6 separate regions of the Homo sapiens genome follow, and all the other regions are linked to region 1. Evidence: chromatin contacts called from ENCODE Hi-C or POLR2A ChIA-PET data. All regions are on one chromosome and are shown on one strand. Each heading gives the region's core, a stretch centred on a gene start or an enhancer-like site at or near the end of the contact. The rest is flanking DNA. Distances are from core to core; before and after follow the strand shown. Region 1 has its middle 88 kb from the start of ARID1B. Region 2 overlaps ARID1B (AT-rich interaction domain 1B). Region 3 overlaps ARID1B (AT-rich interaction domain 1B). Region 4 overlaps ARID1B (AT-rich interaction domain 1B). Region 5 overlaps ARID1B (AT-rich interaction domain 1B). Region 6 overlaps ARID1B (AT-rich interaction domain 1B).

Region 1 (2,808 bases), core at 303-2,802:
GGCTGCCATAAAGCAAATCCAATGGTAGGAAGACAAGATGGAAGCATCAGATGATCCCCTCGGCATTGACACCTGCTCCCATTTAAGAGATGGGGAGAGAAGCCAGCGTGTTAAATGGTAACAGTTCCTGTCATTCCATGTATACTTAACAGGTGCCAGGATGTGCCAAGCACTTTGGATATGGAGCTCATTTTGCCCTCCAACCCTATGGAGTAGGAATGCTAACACCTAGATTTTCAGGGGAATAGATGGCAAACTGGAGCAGGTAGGTCACTTTCTCAAGGTCACGAAACTAGTAAGTAGCTGTGTCAGTCAGGGTGACTTAAACTGAGCTTTGATAACAAAGAGCTCCCAAATCTTAGTGGCTTACAATATCAAAGATTTATTCCTCCCTCCTGCTAAATGTCTACCAAGGTCTCTGGAGGCTTCTTCCTCAATCTAGGACCTCGGCAGACACTACCAGGACACTGCTGGTTGTCATGCAAGTGGAAAAGGAGAAGACCGCAAAGTGCTCAATGCTGGCACATGTTACTTCTGTTTATTTTGTTGGCCAGAGGCTGTCACATGGTACCTGTAACTTCAGAGGGCCAAGGAAGTACACTCTTATTATCTCAAAGGGAGAGGAGGAATTTTTGCAGACAGCTCTAATGACCACCACAGTGGTAAAGGAAGGATCCCAGAAGAAAGGCATTTTCTAAAGCCTATGCTCTTTGCTCCTATGAGAGCTTCCACTCACGGAGCCCTGGGCGCCTCGTGGGGTCTGAGCACTAAGCGTTTTACAGATATCATTTCTGGTCTTCATAGCCACTTGTTAGGTAGATGCTAATATTCCCTTCATTTCGAGATCAGGTTGCTGAGGCCCAGACAGGTCTTGAAGTAGCTTGAGCCAGATGGTACAGAGAGTACCAAATAGCACGTGTGCAGGCCTCTGATTAGTATGACTCGGGAGGCTCTCTTCTTTCCTTCTTTGCCTTGAGGATTTCCAATGCCACAGACATCATTTCAGTTTCACAACAGAAAACTCACATACATTTTCACAAGATTAAAACTTTGCTTAATCTTGTGTTCATTTATTGTTTTATTAATTGCTCATTGTAAAAATTCAGGTAATACAGGCATGAAGGAGAAAGCGAAAAATCACTAACAATCAAAACATCAAGAGAGAGCCGCTGCTAACATTTTAAGTATGTCCCTCCAGATCTGCTCATCTGTAACTTGTTTCTTCACATAACAATAGGTTGTGAACATCCTTCCAATAAATACACTGCAGTTTTAATGACTGCATAATACTCTATTGAGTGACTGTGCTACAATTTAAAATTCCTTGATGATCCACATTTATCTTCTGTTTAATCTCTCCCTCTTCTCTTGTTAATTCTGAGTTCCAGCTCTTTCTTAACAGTGATGTCTAAAATCTCCTGTGTCTTATGATACAGGATAAGACACAGGTCTCTTATGATAAGAGACCTTATGCTTTCGCATTGTTATGGTCAAAGATCTTTAATCAAAACACTAGTTCCTCTTTGTTACCTCTTTTCTTTCTCCCTCTTTCATAAAGAGCCCCCACAAATGGTATTAAATGTTTTGTTCTGGGAGTTTCAGGCCAGGGATTTTCCTTGACATTTCTTTTTTGTTTCATGTACTTTTTCTGAAATTCCCCAATAAACTGTCCTGTTTTTCTTTTTACTTTTGTTTTTGTATATCCACATTGCTTATTTTATTATATATTTGCATGCCCATATTCCAGAACCACTGAACAGCATGTTTTGTGCTTTTCCTGGCTGTTACCTGTGTGGCAAGGTATTCAGTGGCTTCCTGGCTTCCTTTTCTATGCCCCCTGAGTAACCCCCTATGCAGATTCATCACTTTCCTACTCATTGTAGGTTCCCTGCTTTGCTCATGTTGTTCCCTCAACCTGGAGTGGCCTTTACTGTCATCTAGAGTTGGTCTTCAGAATCCAGCTCAAATGCCTGGCCTTTCACAAAGCACCGTCTGACCCTTTAACTGTTCTTTCCTCTGTGCTTGGTAGCATTTTACTATCACCTCCAATATATACTCAGGAGTCATCTACTGAGCACCTATGGTGTACCCTGGAGGGCTGGGGCAGAACAGACAACAATCAGCCTTGGTATCCACCCTCTAGGAGTCCGGGGAAATAGGAAAACAGAACTGGAACCCAGTGTAGTCCAGGCTGAAATGGAGGTCAGCAGAGACGCCAAGATAATGACAGGGCCACGCCAGCGCTCGCTGGCTTTTCTTTAACGCACGTTTTCCCTTAGTAAAAATCAAGATCCTGAGGGAGAAGTGATCCTTTTTAATTCGCCTTTTCGGGACTTTGTGGCAGCGCTTAACGCGCCTTATGCTTAATGGCACACGTCGGGGGGCTCCCGGGAGATGACGGGTGGGCGGACCCCAGGCGCAGGTCCAGTCCCATTACCCACATTTCCCGGAGCCCAGTCTACTTTTCACATCTTTCATTCCCCCTGAAATAGATGCACATTCGCCTCCAGATTTAGAATAGGAGCAATGAGTATTTCACGAAAGCCTGGAAAATATGACTTTTCCAGAAATGGCTTAAGTCGGTCATAGATCTTCAGGCTCCTGGCAACTGCGGGACGGGGGTGTGCCCTAATTGCATCCATTTCCTCCCAGGCCTGATTGGGAATCTTGCACCGGCATCGCGAGCCCCGCTCTTCGGCCTCCAGGAGCGAGTGAGGGACGCGGGAGAGGGGCTTTTCTTCGGCGTGCGCGTCCCCCTGCCGCCGGCTTCTCCAGCTCCTCGCCGGGCCGCGCTGCCGCCCAAACTCC
Region 2 (2,871 bases), core at 40-2,539, 410 kb before region 1:
GAGGGCAATGTCCTAAATTATATTCTTCGATTAGTAATTCAAGAAGATTGGCTTTTTATAATTAATGTGAAAAGACATGTGAAACCATGGAAATTTGGATAATTTTCTTGGCCAATCATCCTCAATACATGGAGATCATGAGGTGTTTAGTGGCAAGTACTTGGGCCCTCTTCATAAACTCTGTGACAGTGGCAAGGGTAAGACAGACCTATTCTTAGGTCCGTGTGAATTAAACTGGTTGTGGTTCTTGTTGAATTCTGAGAAGAAATGAGGAATGCTTCCAGTCACTTTGCAAATAACTCTATCATGATCAAGTTACTCCCATGGGATGGTGCTACAAAATCAATACATAGTTCATGGTTTTCAGCAATTAGCAATTGAATTAATTCTTCTACTCATCAAGAATTCTTGGTGGTGTCATTAACTTTAGTGAGAAATTAAAAGAACACATTGTAGCAACCAAATACTGATACATTACTACTATGATCGTGTTCATCTTGTGCTTCCCACTGACTGTGCAATTCTGCTGCTGCATCCAAAATTAAAACACTGGGTTGCTTTATTCTAGTACAGCCTCATGGAAATCGGCTCTCTTTCAAATCTTTAAAGTAGAATACGGGTCTCACCTGCCACCATCTGACTTTACCGATCTTCTGGAGGATGCATTTCTTATATTCTGCCAAACCCACTAGTAATTACACTATAACTTCTTACTATGGGTTGTATTTAGTTGCTCCTTTAATTTCTGCAACATGAAGAACTGGTCAGGATCTTTCCTTCCACCATGATAAATGACAATATAATTTTGTTAAGAGACAGCATTGGTTGGTTGCATGGTAGACTCCGCATCTGTGGAAATCACTGTACATCTTATCTCAGTTAGTAAGAAGCTAGAGTATGGTAAGATGGTACAGCTCTGCAACACAGCACAAGGATTTCATGGGTCATTTCTTTAAAAACCTGCATAATACCTAATGGTGTAAATGAAAAATACATTTTTGATAATCCATACATTCAACAAATGTCCTAGTCTCAGGCATTTATTTAGATGAGTTAGAAAACCCACAAGTTATTTAGACATAGCATCCTTCTGTTCAGTGTTTTCTATTTCACTTGCTTCAAGAACGGAAAAAAATCCCACTTATTCTCAGAATGAAGAAGCAGGCTGGCTGACACCAACTTCGATATGCTCCAAGCAAACTACTGAAATACAGAATCTGCTCAGGCTTCCGCTTAGTGGTTCCGGTTAACAGTTTATCTGAAGTGCGTGGGTGTGAACTTATAACACTTCCTATTGTTCAGCATGGGGTGTGTGTGCCTCTGTCTCTAATAAGATCACCTCACCCTTTACCAAAAGGTCCTGTATCAGGGCAGAGGGGTGGGGAAGATGTTGGTGAACAGGCTGTCAACACAATTCTTTATTGTGAATAAATCCTATCTCAGATTAGAGCAGTATAAACCAGAAAGTAATGTTCTTCCCTACCTTTCAACTGAGAACACAGAACCACAGCAATTTGGTGTCCTCACCTTGAAGGAGTTAAGCCCCTGCTTTGAGAGATAAACCTTTTCATGTCATACAGCTCGAAAGTTCATTCAAAACGGGGCTAGACTTTCCTAAATCCTTATCCAAAATATTACAGACTATTCATGTGTCATTAGGTCCTAAAAATACAGATAAATGGGCACTTCAGAGGCTATCTGACTTGGATACTCCCGAGCCATGAAGGGAATAAGGATACTTCCAATTCCCGAACTTGAGAGAACAAGACAGCTCCCACGCACCGTTCACAGGGCCATATACCTTTATTCTAAACAAACTAATACACTGTCAAAAACCTGCCGGATTAAGCTTTTCAACTCTCCTCCCTACTGTGGTCTGAGTGTTCCAAGTCTTTTTCTAAACCTCACTCCTAGGCTTGAAGATAGATTAGCTATAAAGGACGATCAGCCAACAGGTAGAAAACAGAAGTGAGTATGATGTGGTCTATGTGAATTATGTCCTCATAAAAGCCCTTAAAGACCAACTTATAAAACGTTACTCACCCAGCCTGCTATCATAGATTCAAACCAGAACTTTTCTTTTATTAATTAAACATACTAAAACTACACAATGTTTTTCGCATGGGTCCTCCTCATAACTCTGTGACAGGTGCGAGGGTAAGACAGACCCTTGCAAGTTGGTTTAATAGTCTGATCACTAATACCCATGAGATCCCTTTTGGGGAGATACCTTCCCACAGAGAACTTGGGGCAAAGAAACTGAAAAGTCTCTGGCAAGGCAAAGGACAAGTTAAGTCAGAGGATACATGGTGATGCACGGACTTCTAGACTTAACTATTTAAGTCAGCACAGCTTTGATTAAAGATAAACTGGAGTTGGCCCAGCGCAATGGCTCACGCTTGTAATCCCAGCACTTCAGGAAGCCAAGGCAGGCAGATTGCTTGAGGTCAGGAGTTCGAGACTAGCCTGGCCAACATGATAAAACCCTGTCTCTACAAAAATGCGTGGTGGTGGGCACCTGTAATCCCTGCTACTTGGGAGGCTGAGTCAGGAGAATTGCTTAAACCTGAGAGGCGGAAGCTGCAGCGATCTGAGATCATGCCACTGCGCCCCAGCCTGGGTGACAGAGCGAGACTCCGTCTCAAAAAAAATAAAAAAAATAAACTGGAGTCATAAAACATTTACATACAGAGGATTCTCCGCATTAAAATGAGACATTTTTAGTCTGGATGACTGCTAAGTGGCCTGAAAGGTGTGGGAATATAATGTGCTTTGGGTTTGACTGAGGCACAACTCTCAGGGTGGCGGCTGGCACAGCTCAGCCTGGGTCCCACTGCACTTGCCACTCCACTCAGGACCGACTCTGGGGAG
Region 3 (2,925 bases), core at 69-2,568, 370 kb before region 1:
GGTCACCTCCAGAAACTGAGAAGGGTGCTGGGTTAGCATGCGGCATGATGGTGGGAACCTTAGAACTCCAGCCACAGGGAAGTAAATTCTGCCAACGGGTGAGCTTGGAAGAGAACCCTAAACCTCAGATGAGACCACAGCCCTGACAATACCTTATCTCAACTTCACGAGATCCTGAGTAGAGGACCCAGTTATTGGACTCTTGGCTACAGAAATTGTGAGATACTCAGGAAGAATAGTTTTAAACTGCTGAATTTGGGGGTAATGTGTTACTCAGCAACAGAAAATTAATACATTTGAAACCTCACTTACCTTTCAAATCTCACCAGAGGAGATCTGTAAGAATTTTCAAATTTTCCTTTTTGTTAAAGTTAGCTTTCTATTGTTATCAAGAATATTATAATCAAATTTAAGGACTAGAGAGCAGTTACTACAGTGAGCAGTAAAGGTTTGAAATTTAAGGTGATATTTGGGTGTTTTCTTTTTAAAGCAAAAATTTTGAGCAGCTACTTCTAAAGAGTACTTTGTACAAGTTCTACGGGTGAATTTAAACGACAAAGACAGAAACAAAAAAAGATTATGTTACTGGAAAGGAAAATCAAAGGCATAAAAATAAGATGGGTAAACTAATGATTATTGTCTAGTTAACCAATTAATGATCTGTATCTTTTCTATAGCAGCATATTATTGGAGATCTGGCTTGAAGTAGAAGGAAAGATAATCACTCATCATTTCCAAAGGGAAACCAATGCAAATGGTCCCCTTATCCACACAGCAGGCACTAAGCTCCACCTGAGGTATCTGCTGGCTTCAGTGGTGAGGTGGCTCCTCTCTGGAAAGCCCCCCTACTTCCCGGCTGATGCCAGCTGAGGAGGATGCTTCCCAGTGGTGAGTTCTGTTCCCTCCTCTGCAGGTTTATGCTACAAGTTACTCCAGTTCTAAACTGAATGGAAAATGGAACCAGGTGATGTATCCATGTGAAAAGAGACCCACCACTGGGGATGAGTGAGCTAGTGAAACGCTGCTGCAGAATGAGGTACGGCTGAGACAGCGGTGAACCATGGACAGGAGGGAGGTACACGTGAATAGACATTTATGTGTTTTATGCTAAAATAAAATGTATAATGATTGCATCATTTTCAAAGATTTCTGCTTTAACCAATCTGACAATCACCCCTGTAACAGTGACATCTAGTAAGTAGGCCTAGGCTGTGGTTCTTTTGCCTTTCACAGCTCAATGTGAACAACTATTTCCACAAACCTTGCTCTTTAGGTAAGAACCACTTCCTCAGACATAGAACAAAAAGCCCCAGATAGGAAGTGAGGAGATGTGAGGTCTAGGTGGTTACTAGTCCTTCCATGAGCCTCACTTCCTACTTTTATAACACAGGGGCAATAGATTACATAATTTCTCATGTCCCTTGTAGCTCTGAATCCTATCACCAGATTTACATGTTTATTATAAAATAATACAAACACATTATTTCAAAAAACTATAACTCACTACCATTTTAAAAACCAAATATTTAATTGGGCAGTAAGAACATTAAAAGATGCTAAGGAAATTGAAGATAGTTTGATGCTGCCTTGTGTTACAAATCTCAGTTTTAAGACACAGCATTTCCAAGGGGAAAAACCTAATCTAAGGCAAAGAATCACACAGCTCCTGGCCATCCACCTTCTTTTTTTTGAGACAGAGTCTTGCTCTGTGGCCCAGGCTGGAGTGCAATGGCACAATCTTGGCTCACTGCAACCTCCGCCTCCCGGGTTCAAGCGATTCTTCTGCCTCAGCCTTCCGAATAGCTGGGATTACAGGCACGCACCACCAGGCCTGGCTAATTTTGTATTTTTAGTAGAGACGGGGTTTCTCCATGTTGGTCAGGCTGGTCTCGAACTCCCGACCTCAGGTGATCCACCCATCTCAGCCTCCCAAAGTGCTGGGATTACAGGCATGAGCCCCTGTGCCCGGCCTAATGTTTTTATTTTTATTTTTTTGTATTTTAGTAGAGACGGGGTTTCACCATGTTGGCCAGGCTGGTCTTGAACTCCTGACCTCAGGTGATCCACCTGCCTCGGCCTCCCAAAGTGCTGGGATTACAGGCGTGAACCACAGTGCCCAGCTCATCCACTTTCATAGAAGAAAAATTTCATGCTATCATAATAAATCAAACTTATAGAAAGGCTTGATATTATACACGTAAGCAACAAAAAGCCACAGACATGATTCTTTTCCTAATCTCATAAAACAAAGCAAACCCCACTCAAACTAAGGTCCTTAAAGAGGGAATCATTTCTACATTCAAGTGATAATAATTATAGCCAAAATTCAGGAATAAAGTTGCAGGATTGAATAATTGCCTAGTAGGAAGCTGAAATTATAAACTACTTGTATTAAAAAGATGTAGAAAAGTTAATAGTTTTATATACTGCTCTGTTTATACTATTGACAAGAGAAACCAGTCAAGACAGCACATCCCCCAAAGGGCTATTGCTATCTTCAGAATAGCTAGCTTAAATTCTGCATGATAGGCCAGGGGTGGTGGCTCACACCTGTAATCCCAGAACTTTGGGAGGCTGAGGTGGGCAGATTGCCTGAGCTCAGGAGTTCAAGACCACCCTGGCAACACGGTGAAACCATGTCTTTACTAAAAATACAAAAAATTAGCCAGGCATAGCGGTAGGCGCCTGTAATCCCAGCTACTCGGGAGGCTGAGGCACGAGAATTGCTGGAGCCCTGGAGGCAGAGGTTGCAGTGAGCCGAGATCATGCCACTGCACTCCAGCTTGGGCTACAGAGTGAGACTCCGTCCCTAAATCAATCAATCAATCAATCAATAAAATAATTCTTCATGATATTTTGCACTGTTGTAAATCAGGCTGGTAAAAACTGCTCTTAGCGCTGGGTGTGGTGGCTCACGCTTGTAAT
Region 4 (3,031 bases), core at 343-2,842, 500 kb before region 1:
CTCTGTGAACTGGATGTAATGTTGTGAGATTTTTAAAATTAGATTTCCCAGTTTTTAAGGGACACCTGAGTTGGTAAAGCCTTTGAATCTTTAAGGATGAGGTTAGCGAGGATTTCTACTTGTTTTTAGAGCCTACAGATGTAATTCTAGGTATATTCACTACAAGTGCACTTTGGGCCTAAAACGTATTTATGTGAGATCCCTTGATTAGCAACCTTGGATATCAGCTTTGCCATCCAGACAGCAGCTAGAGGAAATCATTAAAAATGAAATGACCTCTTTCTCTGGCTTCTATGTGTAAACATTTCACATATTACAAAGGTATTTTCAATACAGCCAGAGGTGTCTGGTGGGTATCGTGTATACTGTAGCACCAGATGCCCCAGATAAGACCTTCTACTCCCCAGCTAGTTGGCTTTGGGCAAGTACTTAGATTCCACGAGACCTTCATTTTCTCATGGATTTTAAAATAGTATCAATGTCACAGGGCTGATGTGAAAATGAAATGATAGCACTTAGAAAAGGGCCCAGCACACTGGAAGTGCTCAGGAAACATGGGCTGCCAGCCACGCTCAGAACAAGCTGTGTACAGGAGCGGTGGGTGCAGCCACATCTCATAGACAGGGACCAGGAACAGTGAGGCTAATGTGCTGAAGGTCGCTGACTGCGAGGCAGACACAGATAAGAGAATGGTCGGATCTACTGGAGTAAGGTCACCACCCAGCACTAAGGTGCCAATTTCTTCCCCTCTCTACTATTGCATTTATCAGAATATATGATTTTGTCATTTCAAATCTGAAAGCCAAACGGTAGAACGAAGGCTGGCAGGGGAGCTGAAAGGAATGGGAGGGTCTCTGTCAGTGGGGAGGAGAGGGAAGGGAGCCAGCAGGCGTCACTGATGTGGCTCGGCCTGCGAGCGTGTTGGTGGCCAGCGCTGCACCCATTCCTAAGACCCCTGACTTCCAGAACAAGGCTGCAAAAGACCACCTGTTTCCAAAACAAGGCCGTGTGGATCCTTACCACGACAGCTTGTTAAATTCCCTAGAAGTGAGAACTTGCTGGGTAGGGGACATTAGAAACGAAGCCCAGGCTTCATTTTACTAAAGTTCAAATCTGAGGATTTCCGAAAGAGGGCGGGGGAGCTCGAGCTGTCGAACCTGTAGGGTGGCATTTCCTAGAAGTGCACATGTATTCAAACTGGCCACTGGGGGATCTTTATTTTGTGTAGAGGTAGATGGAATCTTTTTGAATACTTGTATAAGCAATAAACGTATATGGCTTAGAATTCGAAAGCCTGTTTTGATTAAGGTAAAGCAAAAGAAGGGGTGCCTTCCAAGTGTCAACCAGAAATGGCCATATCCCAGATTTAATTCTCTCATCCCTTAACACTGCCAGTGGGCGTCCAATTAAATAAACAAAACGACACAGGAACCCCCCACCTCTCAAAAGTCCCAAGTTCCCTGTTGGCCTGACTGTGAAACCACCTTCCCGGAACCTCCCAGGCCAGGCGCCTGGGCTTTCCTGGGCCAGTGACTGCAGCGCCGCCACTTACCAGGAGATGGCGGCTGGAGCTTGGGCTGCTTTTTGGTGTCCCCGGTGCTGAAGACTTCCGGCGGGGGCTCCTCCCCACGTTCGATCTTGCACTCAAAGGCAAACAGGTACTGAATATACTGCTTTTTCAGGGAGCTCGCTGCACTGCTTGAGGTGCCAACGTTTAGGTTGGTTGCCAGCTCACGCCACTTCTTGTTTTTATTAACCTAGTGAAAAACACGGCAGGATCATTGGTTTGCAACAAAGTGGCTTGTTTAAAGCCAGGAGACAAAAAAAGCACTTAATGTCTTGGTTGACTTTTCTTCATTTGCCTCTTTTAACTAATGCTCATTACTCCCACTCAGCAGTGCATAGGCAGCATTTACAGTTATAAAACCATTAGGGAACCTGCTGATGGCAACAGAAAAAGCACTGCTCGGAGGTCCTTCTGCCCGCCACATCTCCCAACGCCTCACGCTCATCCCACTGCACCTCCAATTAAGGAAAAAGGGCATCTCAAAACATTTAAAAAGCAACAACGGCACTATTTTCCAAGTTAGGTTTTTGGGCACTGATGTGAAAGTGCTCATTCCAGCAGCTGCAAGCCCTCAGAAGTGGGCCTGTGATTCTGGGCCGTACCCATCCCCTCACCCCAAGACTGCTTGGGGTGTCAGGCAAAAGCAAAAGCAGCACCTCGTGCAAAGGCAAATGAGCCCCTGGACCAACGGCCCCCAACTTAAAAAGCATGATGCGATGCCACTGGCCACCAGCCCTGCTGACGGGGCAGGTGCACACCTTCCTGTGCGGTGCTCTTACTCAAGGAGGCTTAAAGGGCTGGAGACAACACAGTCGCAAAAGGAGGAGAAAGAAAGAGAACTCCTGAAATGTGACGTCAAGATCCGAGGCATTATTTTAACCTTTTGATTCCCACTTGGGAACAGGTTATGAAAGGTTAAACGGTTAAACACATGGATGAAACATGAGGATTTGCAAATAACTTGGGGAAGGTTTTGCCTTTTGATGTCTCCTGCGTTGTGTGGCAAGGGAGGAGGTAAGGGGACAGTGGTTTTTAATGAAATATTAAATTTCTGGGTTCAAACTTTCTCACACGGCTCTTCTGTCCATTTACTTAGTACTCGGTGGTGTATAATAAATTGTGGATGCTCCCGGAGATGCCCACCGCCCTCTTTTGGCACTGAATGCAGGGCTGCAAACTGTGGGTCTTCAGGTTACTTCAGAAATGGCAAGCTGGGCGCTGCTCAGTGTGACCTAAGAAGGAAGGCTGGGAGCTGAGCTTTGTGTGGTGGCAGCACCTGCTCCCAACCACATCTGATGCCCACAAGGTACACAGCATGATGGGGTGGGGACAAAGATGCAACCCAGCTACATTCCAGCAACCCTCATTATAAGCCCGCGGAGAGTCTCATGACAGACCCAGCCTGGTTATATATACTGTGGACACAGTCACAGTAAGGAAGTAGCCAGACACTATCTACTCTGT
Region 5 (2,726 bases), core at 114-2,613, 260 kb before region 1:
GGGTCGATGAGCACTTGAGCTCAGGTGCAGGATGGATGAGACGTATCCTTCAGAGCAGCTCCCATCACAGTGGCAAGAGTGGGCTGCAGCTGCCGCAAAGCCCTGCAGACCCTGACGCCTCCGATACACGGCAGCGTGACGGTCCAACACAAAGCGGGCCAGGTGGCCTCCGCCAGCCATGCCTTTGGAGCCTGCCCTTTGGTTGTGGATATCACATTTAGAGGTGCTTATACAAAAATGAAGCTCATTAAGGAATTAAGAATAGGGTGCAGGGGAACTTGAGACCACACAGTGGGGGAAATAGTTAAAGTAACTATTAATAGCCCAGAAGAAATCCTAGTAAATGAAAACTATCTTCAAATACGTGAACAGCCGTCATATAGAAGAAGGATTTAGATTTACCTTGTGTGGTTTAAGAAGGCAGAAGTAGAACCAGGATTTAAAAAAACAAACAAAAAAAACAGTTCGAGCTAATGTAAGGAAAAACTTCCTAAACAATTTAAATTACCACAAATAAAATACCTCATAAAGTAATAAATTCTGTATCACAAGACATTAAAAATGATGTTTTAGTAGCAGTTTATGTATCAGGTAGACAGGGACTTGTATATACCATACAAACTATTAAGATTCATCTTTATTCTAAAGACAAAATACTCACAGATAAAAAAAAATCATATGTATGTGTGTGCAAACGGCCTCATTCCACACAGGCTGACTATGTCAGAGCATATTGCTTCGAAAGTTACATCAACTAAAGCATTTTCAAAATGTCCAACAGTTCTCCAGAACCATAAACTGTCCTTCCTTTACTATCTCATGTGAGGGTATAGTTCAGGAAAGGGGCTAACTAGAAACTTGAAACCAAAGAGACATCTTGATCAATATTATCACTCATACATTAAAAAAAAAAAAGAACTTCATTTTTAATATTTTAAAAGCTTAGTTCCTTAGAACTTTGTCTCCTCTGAAATTGTCCAAGATCAAGCAGATAATGGGCTAAGTCCAAAAAATAAAGGAGCAACAGAGCAAATCTGACTGCGTGTTTGAAAAAGCCTATAAAATGTTACAAGCAAAACAGGAAAGCCTGTGTTAATAATGCATAAACCAAAAGAGAAAAAAAAGCTGCCCATTTAATGGAATAATGCTTTTATCCTTGCAGTTAAAATGAAATAAACCATGACTATTAATCTAGTAAGACCATGTAAAAATGTAATTTTTAAACATTTACTAAAAGGGGATAGTTCAGTAACCACTCTAAAAATCAAGGCCTTGTGTACAGCAGTGTTTAAACGCTAAATACCAATCTCCTGTCTGCGGAGGCCATTACCCACCCTGTCACCATAGCAACGCTAACAGTATGCCTGACTTCAAAGACAAAGATGTAATTTCAGACTTCCAGCAGCCAGAGGGAGTGGTAAGAATATTCTACCCAAGCAGTGTCAGCTGATGATAAATTATAAAAATATCCAGGAAGGTTATGAGGCGGACGGTACCACATATTCTCATATTCCTGGGGGAAGACTTACATTAGTCAAACATACTAGGAGACAGAGAGAGTAAAACAAAAAGTAAACAAGAAAGAATCTCAATGGAGTCCGATTTTTTTCTTTTTTTAAAATTACATAGTACAGAGTTCTAGCCTTCCTTTTCTCTTGCTCCCAGGAGAAAATAAAAATAGTTTCTACCATCTTCTTTCTCATTCAAATTAAGAGTGACTGCAGACCTGCATGAATGTTCCAAGGGACTTGCAAAACCACCTCTATAACTGCTACTTCTATATTTGTGAAACTCTGGCGTTTGTCAAAAACCGTTTTAAGCACCAGTAGTCAGCTAAGGGGGCTGAGTGGATCCCTGTGTTGAAGCTGCAGAGGGCAGCCGTCCATTCTAGCACTTGGAGCTTTGCTTTCCAACCACCCAATCTAACCCCAACATACTCAAGATATTTTTAAAGCCCTGTGAAGGGGAAAACACTGAAAAACAATTTGCCAATTTGTAAGTTTTTGTGTCTTAAAAAAATAATAATAAGTGCATAAAGCTGACACAGTACTGTTTCACAATTACGCAGTTGACCAGATTTTAAAAGCACTAGCCCTAGAGTTGAGGTTGAGAATGCCACAAAATGCCCAGCTAGTAATTTTCCCAGAGGTAATGAAATACAAAAGAATAAAGTTGGAGCTAAAGTCTTCTTGAAGATTCCCTACAAGGAAGAATTGCCAGACTCCAAGGATTTTCGCTTACTCGAAGAAAGTCATAAATGACTAGCCTGGCCAGCAAACACACAGATGTAAGTTTTACTACAATATTATTGTTTTACAAGAATGAATATATACATTAAATTCTCTTTCTGTTGAATTCTCTTGTATGGTTTTAGGCTCAAAAAAGTCTAGTTCCCTTACTAACAGGAGCATGACACGGCTGCCTCTTTCAACAGACCCTGCTCCCCACTCCCAAAGGTGGATGAATGGTCAGAAGGGTGTGGAGTCCAACAAGGGCTGGTGTCAAGATCCCTGCCCCCACTGCTCACCGGCCTGCTGCCCACAACCACTCTCAGCAACCAAAGTGCACAGGAGCCACGGCAGCCCGACCTTCTTCCCACGACCAACCATGGGGGGCAGGATGGGAAATCAAGCCAGCCTCAGTGTCCCCACCACCCCTGCTAGCCTTTTGCTGGAGGTGGACCTATGATGGAGTTCCATGTTACTCCTTAGGAGCACAGCTCCAAT
Region 6 (2,700 bases), core at 160-2,659, 290 kb before region 1:
GAAGAAACCACGTGAGGATGGGGAAAGAAGCACCCAAAAGGATTAGAAGAAGAATCCTCAGGGCTCACACAGAAGAGTTCCTGCTCCCACCCGCCAGAGAGGGAAAACCACGCAGAGCCCTTGGGAGGAATCTGCCCGAAAAGTGGGCAGAATCAGTGCAGACCCTGCTTACCCTGTCCCACCTCCCAAAGCTTAAAGTAAGACCCAAAAGGATCAAGCTGTTTCCAAGTAATATGCCTGGGTCCCAGACTAAAGTTCAAGGATGTTTATAGGAATAAAAAGAAAGATACCCAGTCATCAACAAGGTAAAATTCACAATGTCTGGCACACAATAAAAATTACCAGAAAGCAAAGAAGCAAACAAAAACAAAAGCAAACAAAAACAAAAGACCCCAAATGAAGAGAAAAATCAGTCAATTGAAATGTACACAGAACAACAAAGACAATGGAACTGAAAGTCAACAATATTAAATTAGTGTAACTATATTCCACATGTTCAAAAAATATAGAAAAAATGTGCATCTTAAGGTAGAGATATGGAAACCAAATCAAATAACCCAAATTGAACTTCTAAAGCTATAAACTTTAATGATGCATGTAAAAAATACATTTTCACTTTTTCACTGGATAGATTTAATGGTAATTTTTAAATGAAAACGAATAAGCCTGAAATTGAAGACACAGCCCACAAAGGAAAAATAAAACACAAAGAGAAAGAGACTTCAGGGTAGGTCTAATATATATATTTAGTTAGAGCTGCTGTTTAAAAAAAAAAAAAAAGAGGAGACAGGATAAATATCTGAAGAAAAAAACTGACTTGAATTTTTTCCAAATTTGATAAAAACTGTAAATCTACAGATATGAAAGTCAATAAAACACAACCAAAAGACACACAAAGAAAACCACACCAGTCCCATCATAATTAAATTTCTTAAAACCAAGGAGAGAGAAAAATCTTTTTTTTTTTTTTTTTGTAAATATGTATTACATCCCTAGAAAAAGAATTCCAGGATTTTCCCTGCTGTGTGTTTTCATCTTGCTTCCTTATGGTCCATGATGCCAGCCGAGGTTGTCAGTGCAATGAAACCAAACTGGCAGGATGGAAGCAGATTATTCTGCCATTTTTCTAGATCTTTGAGTTGCACATCAAATCTGAGGCTGATCACTCCACACTTGTTTAGCCCGCCTGTGAGGTTCACAACAATTTTCCCAGCTCTGTGATCATCAATGATTTCAAATTTGCCAATGTAACTGAGTTAGGAGTTTTTCCTGCCGATGGGTTTGTGGTCTCGCTAACTTTGATGAATGAAGCTGCGGACCTTCACGGTGAGTGTTACAGCTTAAAAAGAGTCCACGGACCAGGAGAGTGAGCAGCAGCGCAGTTTACTGAACAAAGTGAAAGGAAAGCTTCCACGTGGTGGAAGGGGACCCAGAAGGGTTGCCGTTGCTGGCTCGGGTGACTAGGGCTTATATCCCTGTGTTACCCTCTCCCCTTTCTTTCTTTTTGTCCACTGAGAGTGGTTCTTTTTTCAATCCTCCCTTGGAGTGGTTAATTTTGAATCCTTCACTCGACTGGTTAAGAACTCAAAATCCTGAGTCACCGGGGTCTCTTGCAAAAGTCCCCCGGCCCAGGAAGTCCCCCCAACTCCACCCCGCATAATCCGTGCTGCATCATCACAGTGAGAAACGGGCAATGACCTTGGAGCACAGCTTAAAAAGCACCTAGCGTTTGCCTCTTTTCGGCATTGTTGATGCTCTTGAGAATGTCAGCCAGGACATCCGTGTGCACTGTCAGGCCTCTGAGCCCAAGTTAAGCCGTCATATCCCCTGTGACCTGCACATATACATCCAGATGGCCTGAAGCAACTGAAGATTCACAAAAGTGAAAATAGCCAGTTCCTGCCTTAACTGATGCCATTCCACCATTGTGATTTGTTCCTGCCCCACCCTGACTGATCAATTGACTTTGTGACAATACACCCCCTCCCAGCCCTTGCGCTTATGTACTTTATGATATTCCCCCGTCCTTGTGAATGTACTTTGTACGATACACCCGCTCCACCCTTGAGAAGGTACTTTGTAAGATCCTCCCCCTGCCCACAAAAAAACTGCTCCCAACTCCACCGCCTATCACAAACCTATAAGAACTAATGATAATCCCATCACCCTTTGCTGACTCTTCGGACTCAGCCCGCCTGCACCCAGGTGAAATAAAAAAGCTTTACTGTTCACGTAAAGCTTGCCTGGTGGTCTCTTCACATGGACGCTCGTGACATGCACCACTGTGGTGGCATGGAAAGATGGGGGGAAGAGGAGAAAAATCTTAAAAGGAGTCAGAAAAAAACACATTACATCAAGAACAATAAAATTAAAAAGACTTCTTGCCAAAACAATGAAAGCCAGAAGACAGTGGACCAGTATCTTTAAGGAACTGAAAAAAAAAAAAAAAAAGAAAAAAAAAATACAGTCAAACTAAAATTCTATATCCGGTGGAAAAAAATGTCTTTTGAAAATGAGGCAGTTTCGCACCAAAAGCACAAGTGATTTTTAAAAATGGTAAAGTTGGACTTCAGCAAAATTAAAGGTATTTTTTTGCTTCAAAAGACACCTTTTAAGCAAGTGAAAAGATAAACCACAGCCTGTGAGAAAATATCTGCAAATCATATATATGATAAAAGATGCATATCCATGATATATAAA

The links. Hi-C counts contacts between places; a loop is a spot of excess contacts on that map. ChIA-PET counts read pairs that join two places held with the same protein, here RNA polymerase II (POLR2A). Pooled maps may share reads with other maps.
Region 2: a loop to region 1 is called in a pooled map, with 4 times the contacts of the local background. The contact joins two enhancer-like sites. A Hi-C loop is called at or near these places in 2 of 37 single-sample maps with no recorded cell type and 6 of 50 pooled maps.
Region 3: a loop to region 1 is called in a pooled map, with 4 times the contacts of the local background. The contact joins two enhancer-like sites. A Hi-C loop is called at or near these places in 20 of 37 single-sample maps with no recorded cell type and 9 of 50 pooled maps. POLR2A ChIA-PET finds 5 or more read pairs at or near these places in 2 of 52 experiments (activated CD4-positive, alpha-beta memory T cell and naive thymus-derived CD8-positive, alpha-beta T cell).
Region 4: a loop to region 1 is called in a map of ascending aorta, with 2.5 times the contacts of the local background. The contact joins two enhancer-like sites. A Hi-C loop is called at or near these places in 17 of 168 maps with a recorded cell type or tissue (CD8-positive, alpha-beta T cell, ascending aorta, cardiac septum and 13 more), 2 of 37 single-sample maps with no recorded cell type and 29 of 50 pooled maps.
Region 5: a loop to region 1 is called in a map of mammary epithelial cell, with 11 times the contacts of the local background. The contact joins two enhancer-like sites. A Hi-C loop is called at or near these places in 26 of 168 maps with a recorded cell type or tissue (CD14-positive monocyte, CD4-positive, alpha-beta memory T cell, CD8-positive, alpha-beta T cell and 16 more) and 29 of 50 pooled maps. POLR2A ChIA-PET finds 5 or more read pairs at or near these places in 4 of 52 experiments (AG04449, MCF 10A, T-cell and 1 more).
Region 6: a loop to region 1 is called in a map of GM12878, with 1.8 times the contacts of the local background. The contact joins two enhancer-like sites. A Hi-C loop is called at or near these places in 1 of 168 maps with a recorded cell type or tissue (GM12878), 15 of 37 single-sample maps with no recorded cell type and 11 of 50 pooled maps.

The regions. Positions count from the first base shown.
Region 1 is chr6:156,687,560-156,690,367 of GRCh38, reverse strand. No RefSeq gene overlaps it. Among named protein-coding and RNA genes, the nearest start is that of ARID1B, 88 kb to the left of the region's middle. RefSeq lists an enhancer at 2,506-2,808. Within about 2 kb of position 1,552, at least 8 of the 41 ENCODE cell types and tissues checked have a DNase peak (open chromatin) inside an H3K27ac peak, as active enhancers do; they include ascending aorta, where a contact is called at or near this core.
Region 2 is chr6:157,098,754-157,101,624 of GRCh38, reverse strand. All of the region lies in intron 5 of ARID1B (AT-rich interaction domain 1B), which reads right to left. Among named protein-coding and RNA genes, the nearest start is that of TMEM242, 220 kb to the left of the region's middle. Within about 2 kb of position 1,289, at least 5 of the 41 ENCODE cell types and tissues checked have a DNase peak (open chromatin) inside an H3K27ac peak, as active enhancers do.
Region 3 is chr6:157,052,989-157,055,913 of GRCh38, reverse strand. The region is part of intron 4 of ARID1B (AT-rich interaction domain 1B); the gene reads right to left. Among named protein-coding and RNA genes, the nearest start is that of TMEM242, 270 kb to the left of the region's middle. RefSeq lists a silencer at 173-373. Within about 2 kb of position 1,318, at least 4 of the 41 ENCODE cell types and tissues checked have a DNase peak (open chromatin) inside an H3K27ac peak, as active enhancers do.
Region 4 is chr6:157,182,957-157,185,987 of GRCh38, reverse strand. It overlaps ARID1B (AT-rich interaction domain 1B), which reads right to left. Exons shown (of 20, transcript NM_001374828.1): 13 at 1,553-1,757. Among named protein-coding and RNA genes, the nearest start is that of TMEM242, 140 kb to the left of the region's middle. RefSeq lists an enhancer at 1-46 and a silencer at 1,999-2,293. Within about 2 kb of position 1,592, at least 10 of the 41 ENCODE cell types and tissues checked have a DNase peak (open chromatin) inside an H3K27ac peak, as active enhancers do; they include ascending aorta, where a contact is called at or near this core.
Region 5 is chr6:156,952,393-156,955,118 of GRCh38, reverse strand. The region is part of intron 4 of ARID1B (AT-rich interaction domain 1B); the gene reads right to left. Among named protein-coding and RNA genes, the nearest start is that of MIR4466, 170 kb to the right of the region's middle. Within about 2 kb of position 1,363, at least 9 of the 41 ENCODE cell types and tissues checked have a DNase peak (open chromatin) inside an H3K27ac peak, as active enhancers do.
Region 6 is chr6:156,975,365-156,978,064 of GRCh38, reverse strand. The region is part of intron 4 of ARID1B (AT-rich interaction domain 1B); the gene reads right to left. Among named protein-coding and RNA genes, the nearest start is that of MIR4466, 200 kb to the right of the region's middle. Within about 2 kb of position 1,409, at least 6 of the 41 ENCODE cell types and tissues checked have a DNase peak (open chromatin) inside an H3K27ac peak, as active enhancers do.